2 separate regions of the Homo sapiens genome follow, and region 1 is linked to region 2. The links are chromatin contacts, found by Hi-C in ENCODE. All regions are on one chromosome and are shown on one strand. The core of a region is the stretch at or near the end of the contact, and the rest is flanking DNA. Distances in the headings are between cores, read along the strand shown.

Region 1 (3,757 bases), core at 1,139-3,638, 4.9 Mb before region 2:
AAAAGGGGGATTGTAGGAAGAAAATGTTAGACTTTCTTTTTATATTTATTTTAATCTAAAAACGCAAAATTAAATCTTACTTATATTGAATATATAAACACCAGCATCTCACTACTCCTGAGTGAGAAGTGTGAGTTCTGCAATGTAGAGAATTCAGAGATTCCTTCATTTTCTTTTAGTATGTTGTCACTTATTCCAGTTTATGTGGGCTGGGTTAAGTAGATTTATCAATTACATTCTTATTTCATTATATCAACCTTTACTAAAATGAAAGTGACTAAAAAGGATTTCTGGAAAGACAACATGAGTTTGAAATAATATTGCAAGCATAAGCAAAAAAGATGACAGAGATGACATTTTTACTTCTAGGGTGAGCACTACAGCACTGGCCAGCACTACAGAAGACACCTTACTAAGTCATGGGATGACATTTTGAAAATAAAAGTTTGGAAATATTTCCATCATGTGATTTTGATGCAAAAATGATATATGTGAGCCACCCAAGTCTGGGACTATGGTGAAGCAAATGGTTTTCAAGGTGAAAACCGTTCACCTTGGGCACAAAATTTAAGGGGGGGGTGCCAAAAATTCAATAATCAAGACAACTAATCTTAATACAATATTTTAAAAAGTCAAAATTTATCTTAATCAATCCATGATAATCAAAATATCAAAACCTTAAAGACAAGATCTATAACTCCCAAAACTCATACATGAATACTTAAAACTTGAAGATAGAAATTTTCAACTTCTTAAAAATCTTCTAAGCAATTTATTCCAAAGAGCTTTGAACCCATTTGTAAAAATATAAAAATGCAACATCTTCTGGTTGACATCAGGAAAGATGGAACACTACTAGCTGAATTTCAATAAAAACCTTTGCATGGTTGTTGGATGGAATGGATAAAAATGAAACTTTTTTCATATCAGTTTTTTTTTTTAAATCGTTCTAAACATGCATTAGGAAGAGTGGCCAAAGATGTACTTCCTCCTTTAGGATCTACATCTTTGTGAGTTACCTTTTTTTCAGCTTATGACAGCCATTAAAACCAAGTACAAAAATAACCTGACGTTCAATCAGATATTTTAATAACTATTTCACGAAGTATTAAAGATTTTTAAAACTAACGAAACCTAGTCAATCATATTGATTTCCTTAAATATTTTTAGTGAGAATAACAAAGATTTTTATACCATTAATATGGAAAATAACTAAGTTATTTTAAATGTTTATGTCATCTTTGTCTTAGCCTTTTTACATTTTACAAATGTTTTATAATTCTGCACACAGCAGGACACGTATAAAACTTATATAAGTATATGGATTTTTTTTTGGTAACGGGATTACAATAAAAAAAAGTTTGGAGAACACAAGTGCAGGCAGTTAATGCTGTGGGTGTTAGGAACATGACAAGATTATATTATCTCAGCATGCTGTAAGATCACTGTATCCATAAAAGTCTTCATGAAGGAGCCCCGCCGAGTCTCCATAATGGAAGCAGGATTTGGAGAAATGACTTCTGCAAACTTTGTTTAGTATAACACAAAGCACCATGCTTACTACTAGAGAAGATTAAAATTCTCTAAAAACCTTGTTAACGGAGATCACAGGTTGAAGCATACTGCAGCTCTACTCTTGGAAGGCTAGCTCAGTCTCAGACTTGGCCCTGATGGAGAAGGAAGTTCCCTGGAAGAGGGCAGGGGAGCGCCTCTCCAATGTAGTTGCGGGGGGCGGGCGGTGAGGACACCGCTTCATAAGGGAAGGGGTGGCTGCCTCCCCAAGCAGGGGGTGGCCCCTGAGGTCCCTCCAGCTGGGGGCCCTTGAGAGGGAGGGTGGGGAGAGGGGAAAAGAACGTCAGGAGAGTGAACGGGAGCAAATAAAACGCTGTCCATTCTGACTGGAAGGGCCAGAGCCGTGTCTAAGGGCGGGGGCCGGGAGGTGGCCCGCGGTGGTGTCTCTACCAGGACGAGGCCTGGGGTATCTGAAGAGGGGATGACGTCCAGGCGCTTTGCTAAAGGGAAGCCAGAAGGGTATGAGTTGCTAGGGTCAGAGATGGGGCTTTCGGCTCGAGTCTTTCCCTGCAGGGCAGAGAGTCCGAAGAGCCCGAGAAGGCAGGGAGGACAGTGGGCCTGGTCCTTCCCCGGCCGGCAGAGGGAGTCCCGAGATGGAACGTCCAGCTCTCCTCTAACGAAAAGCGTTTGCATGGCTGTCTCGCCAATTCTGTACCTCCCGGGGCTGAGGAAGAGCCGAGGTGACTAGAAGCTAGCGACAAGTGCCGGCCACCTCCGACGCCAGGCGCCGGGCTTGGAGCCCGACGGGCCGAATTCTCGCGAGAGCGGCCGCCGCCATTTTTCCATTGATTGCAGCGGGCTGGGGGAGGGGCCGACGACGAAGGCGGCTGTGGTAGCGGCGGCGGCGGCGGCGGAGCCCTGGGTCGGTGTCTGCGCGCTGGTGTCTGAGGCCCAGGCTGAGGCCTCCGCTATTGCTGGAGCGCAGGCGGCGGAGAGGATGACTGCCGCTGCCATTCTCTCTTGAGCTAGCGAGCCGCCGCCACCCTCCACCCTCCCCCGGCAGGGCGGAGAGGAGCGGCCGGAGTCAGCGATGGTGCCCGGCGAGGAGAACCAACTGGTCCCGAAAGAGGTGAGGGGCCCCAGAGGAGGTTAGGCCTTAGGCCTGCGGCCGCTCGAGGCAACACAGGCCCGGGCCGGGGTTCGGCTGCGGGCCCGGCCGGGGTGCAGGCTCGGCTGTGGGGGAATGAGGAGGCGTGAGGCAGTCGGGGGTGGACGGTGGGTGCGGCGAGCAGTTGGGAGACCCGCTGGCTCTAGGGGCCGGGGAGCGGACCTCCCGCCTCGGGTTTTATGGGGCTGGACGAATAAAGGAGCGGACGGGAAAGAATCAGGTTCTGCTCTAGGGGAGAAGGTGGCCTTTTAAGTTCTTGTTTAACGTGTGGAGCCGGGAGAGATCATTTCAAAGAAAACATTCTGGAACAGTTGCCTATGGGCACGGCAGGGTGACGGTGCTGCTTCTGGGTTTGACAGTGGCAGCGTATAGCTTTCAGCGCTTGTGAAATCTACACCCAAGTGAGATCTGTGGGAGGGCAGACTTAACTGTTACGACTTTTTTCAACTCCTGTTACTTGGTAGTACTATTGGCCTGCCTAAATGGGGCCTACCGAAGATCGTGGAAAAGTAGTACATGGGACATTAATGTAAAGGAAGGAGATAGGAGAACATTACCACATGGAGAGCTGAACTCTTTTTTTTTTTTTTTTTTTTTGAGGTTGGGTTGTGTATGCCAATTTGAGTGACTTCTTAAATTCTTAAAAGCAAGTGATACGAGAAGCCTTGACTACTTGGCTTCTCTTGAATAGTAGTAGAAGATTTAGGGTAGAATCCAGCACTGGCCAGCGAATTTCAACGTATTAATAGTATCTCTGTTGGCTTTATAAATATCTTCGGCGTATTCAAATGTGTATTTTTAACTGGCTGATCATCAGGCTAATGCTTTGGATTTTTATTTCTCATATACCTTAAATAGAGACAAGTGTTGGATTGAAATTAACTGTGTGCGATCTTGAAATTAATGAGTGATCATTACAGATTCTTAAATTTTTTTGTGCCTGTTTTACTTGTTTTGTAGCAATTCTTTGTTACTTAAGCAAGCTCTGACAGTATGCAAGGGTGATATTATTGGAGTTATGTACCTGTATGATACAAGTATTTTCCCAGCTTTGTCAGAAGGGCAGTGATAGTTGTT
Region 2 (3,446 bases), core at 274-2,773:
AAAAGCTAATAGCTAAGCATTGTTTCACAGACTGCTCTCAGTTCTGAAACAGCAGATATGTATTATCCATACCACTTATTATTTATTTATTTATTTATTTAGAGACCGAGTCTCGTTCTGTCACCCAGGCTGGAGTGCAGTGGCGCCATCTTGGGTCGCTGAAACCTCCGCCTCCCGGGTTCAAGCGATTCTCCTGCCTCAGCCTCCCGAGTAGCTGGGATTAGAGGCATGTGCCATCATGCCAGGCTAATTTTTGTATTTTTAGTAGAGACGTGGTTTCACCATGTTGATCAGGCTGGTCTCGAACTCCTGACCTCGTGATCCACCCGCCTCAGCCTCCCAAAATGCTGGGGATTACAGGCCTGAGCCATGGCGCCAGGCCTAATTTTTGCTTAAAAAAAAAAAAAATCACATTTGTATTCAAGGTGAGAAAGCTTCAGAATTATTAAGGACAAGGATTCTGACAGAAAGTTAAGTTCAGACCTGGTTACAAATTCAGACACCTTAATAAAGTAGGAGATAGTCTTCAGTATCTGAACAATAAATAGCTTTAAATGCAGGGCTTTTTGAGTAGAGGAGTGATCACTTGAATCTGGAGAGAGGGCGAGAAATGGGGAGGGATTGCTAACGGGCATTGGGGTTCCTTTTGGAGTGGTGAAACTTCTTGGAATCAGAGGTGACAGCTGCACACGATTGTGAATGTACTAAGTGACAGTGGATTGTACACTTTTTAAAAAATGGTTAATTTTATATGTGAATTTAACCTCAATAATTACTTTTTTTAAAAAAGAAAAAAAATAGAGGCTTTTGTGGCAGGGATGGACTTTGCTTGGTGAAGGCCCCTACTGTAACGGTGCCCAGACATCCACAGCGAGGTCAGTGAGGAGCACTCCCACCTCACACAAAGCCATATGAAAACTTAACAGATTTCCCTCAGCTAAATCCCCGTTTTCAACAACCGCCAATTAGCCAACATTTAACAACATACTGAACTCATTTCTGTATGGGAAAACAGCGAAATATTCATGAAAACATTTAGAAAGCAGCATCACCGACCACCTAGAAATCCCCTGCGCGCAATAGAGAACACCAGGGTGGAAATGGTAGAAGCCATTTTTGGTTAAGGTTTTTGTCCTGGGTGGAGGGTATTCGTGAGGATTCAGTCAGCCTCAAACATTACATTTAAACATAGGTGCCTAGCTACGATGATACATTTGCCAGTAGGGCAGCGTTGCACGGTGAAAGGCAAAAACCCCTCTAAGCCTCCTCCTGTGGCGACAAAGCTCTCGGCCAACGCTCACCGCCATACACATCCGCGGGAACGCTTCCTCCACCAGCCGAAGGCGGGGCCTCTGAGGGCACTCCCGCCACACAGCGCGAATTGAGCCTCGGGGCTTCCTGGGAATTGTAGTTTTAGTCACGGACACATCTTTTTTATTCGGGCCAGTATGCAATGAATCAGAAAACTACAACTCCCAAAGTGCCCCGGGGCGGCGAGGGGCCGCAACGGTGACGACTGTGGCAGAGAAGGCCCGGAGGGGCTCTGCGTTCTGTAGTGGCGCTGCTTGGGCCCTTGGCGGATTGTAAGCTGCTGGTTTTGCGGCTGGGAAGAGCGGCGAGAGGGTTCGGCATTTTTCGTCGGGATCCCCGCAAGGATGAGTGCTGCCAGAGAGTCTCACCCGCATGGGGTGAAGCGTTCAGCCTCCCCAGACGACGATGTAAATAATAATGGCGGAGTGGCTGAGGGTTGAGGCCTACTAAAGCCTGGAGTAGGCCGGGAAGGGTGGTTGGAGGAGGACGCGCCTGAGGTGGCCTGCAGCGGGAGAGCCCAGGGAAGAAACCAGAAGAATGAGTGGGAAATGCCTCCCTTAATCTTTATGAGGGTCAGAAGGTTTGAAGAGGCCCACACGCTGAGAGCCGGAGACCTGCGTAGGAAGGGGGATTGAGGAAGGAAATTCTGAGAGGGTCGAGGAGTGAAAGAGCTTAGTCAAGGGATTTCGTACGTGCGTTTTGGGGGGCCGATGAGAGTGCTTTCTCGGGCCTTTGTACTCAGTATAGAGACGGCAAGACTCTCCCTGTTTTGGGTTCTAAATGTTCCCGTGACAATGTCGAAATGTTCGTGCACGTTTGTACAGATTTTTCCTGCCTGGATGATTTTTACAATGTGCTGTTGAGAGTTAACTTTAGCTGCACTAGTAAGGGTAAACCGAGAACAGTATTGAGCCGAAAATTGTGCCACGGGTGTAATTTGGTACTGGCTCTGGTGGTGAGGTCTAAGACGTTGAGACCTAGAAGCCCATTTTGATGTCGGATATTAATACCTCGTTCTTCTTACCTCGTCTCCCCATCAAATGCCGTTCCCTTCCTCAGCCCTCACCTCATAGGTTTTAATAGCAAACGGTTTATCCCTTAAAGTAACCCGTTAAATATTTACTGCACTGCCGGGTGTTGGGAATTCGGAGAGAAATATGATGCTTATTTTAGGCCTTTTTGTATATTTGTCCTAGCTCCTAGCCCAGTGTCATGGAAACGGTAGGTAACCAGTAAACGTAAAACTAGGTCCTTCATACAATGGATAAGTGTCTTGGCAACGTTGATGGGGAAAATTGTTGGAGAGAGCGCGGAGAGGTCATCTTTAAGGAAGATGAAGGGATATCTAGGTTTTTTTTCGGTTTTGTTTAAAGTACTGTCAATTTCTGAATACATAGAGCTTTAAATTTTTCGATAGTGCATTTCAACGCTCTTCATAAAATTTTAAAAGCCCACTGAATACTACTTTGTAGCAAATGAGATAATGTTAAGACCTACCCCTCTGATGGGAGGTGGGGCGAGGACCGGAATATTAAGGATCTTTAAAGGAATCGACTTCAGCTCTGCAGAAAGATTAGCAATCAGTAAAGATTTGGGGATGAATGGGCACCTAGAGAAGTTTATTCTTGCTCTCTGTTATTTCTGCTACTGGATTTTAGATCTTGTTAATATGGTAATTCAGGTTTTGTCAGGAATTGATCCACACTTTTGAGTAACCTGGCTGCCACTTAAAAAGCTGTTACATTGTTTTCCTCCTGATCTTTAAATGTGACTTGATTGCTAGGATATCAGACACCTGTTTGGAAATATCTTTTAGCGTGACAGAAAACTCCAGGTGATATGAAATTTAACAAAGTTAAAGGGATTAAGTCATTAAGTTTACAGCTTCGGAAGAGGTCGGTTTAAACTAGACGACCTTGAAGACCTTTCCCAATCATATAAGCGTATCTTTAAGTACCTGGGTTTTGTTTTTGTTTTGAGACAGGTGAGACAGGGTCTCTGTCGCCCAGGCTGGAGTGCAGTGGCACGATCGATCAGTGCTCCCTGCAGCCTCCACCTCCCTGGCTCAGGTGATCCTCCTGCTTCAACCCCCTCTTCCCCCACCACCACTACAGTAGCTCGGACTACAGGTGTGC

Evidence for each region. Hi-C counts contacts between places; a loop is a spot of excess contacts on that map. Pooled maps may share reads with other maps.
Region 1: a loop to region 2 is called in a map of CD4-positive, alpha-beta T cell, with 12 times the contacts of the local background. The contact joins the promoter of USP47 here to the promoter of C11orf58 in region 2. A Hi-C loop is called at or near these places in 3 of 168 maps with a recorded cell type or tissue (CD4-positive, alpha-beta T cell, CD8-positive, alpha-beta T cell and naive thymus-derived CD4-positive, alpha-beta T cell) and 9 of 50 pooled maps.

Annotation. Positions count from the first base shown.
Region 1 is chr11:11,839,584-11,843,340 of GRCh38, forward strand. USP47 (ubiquitin specific peptidase 47) reads left to right here and starts at 2,389. Exons shown (of 28, transcript NM_001282659.2): 1 at 2,389-2,641. The coding sequence starts at 2,603. LOC107984311 (a long non-coding RNA gene) reads right to left here and starts at 2,258. Exons shown (of 4, transcript XR_001748134.3): 1 at 1,592-2,258. RefSeq lists enhancers at 1,465-2,330, 2,113-2,282, 2,331-3,194, 2,493-2,632.
Region 2 is chr11:16,737,124-16,740,569 of GRCh38, forward strand. C11orf58 (chromosome 11 open reading frame 58) reads left to right here and starts at 1,524. Exons shown (of 5, transcript NM_014267.6): 1 at 1,524-1,718. The coding sequence starts at 1,656. It also overlaps a transcript of SOX6 not described here. RefSeq lists an enhancer at 1,398-2,027.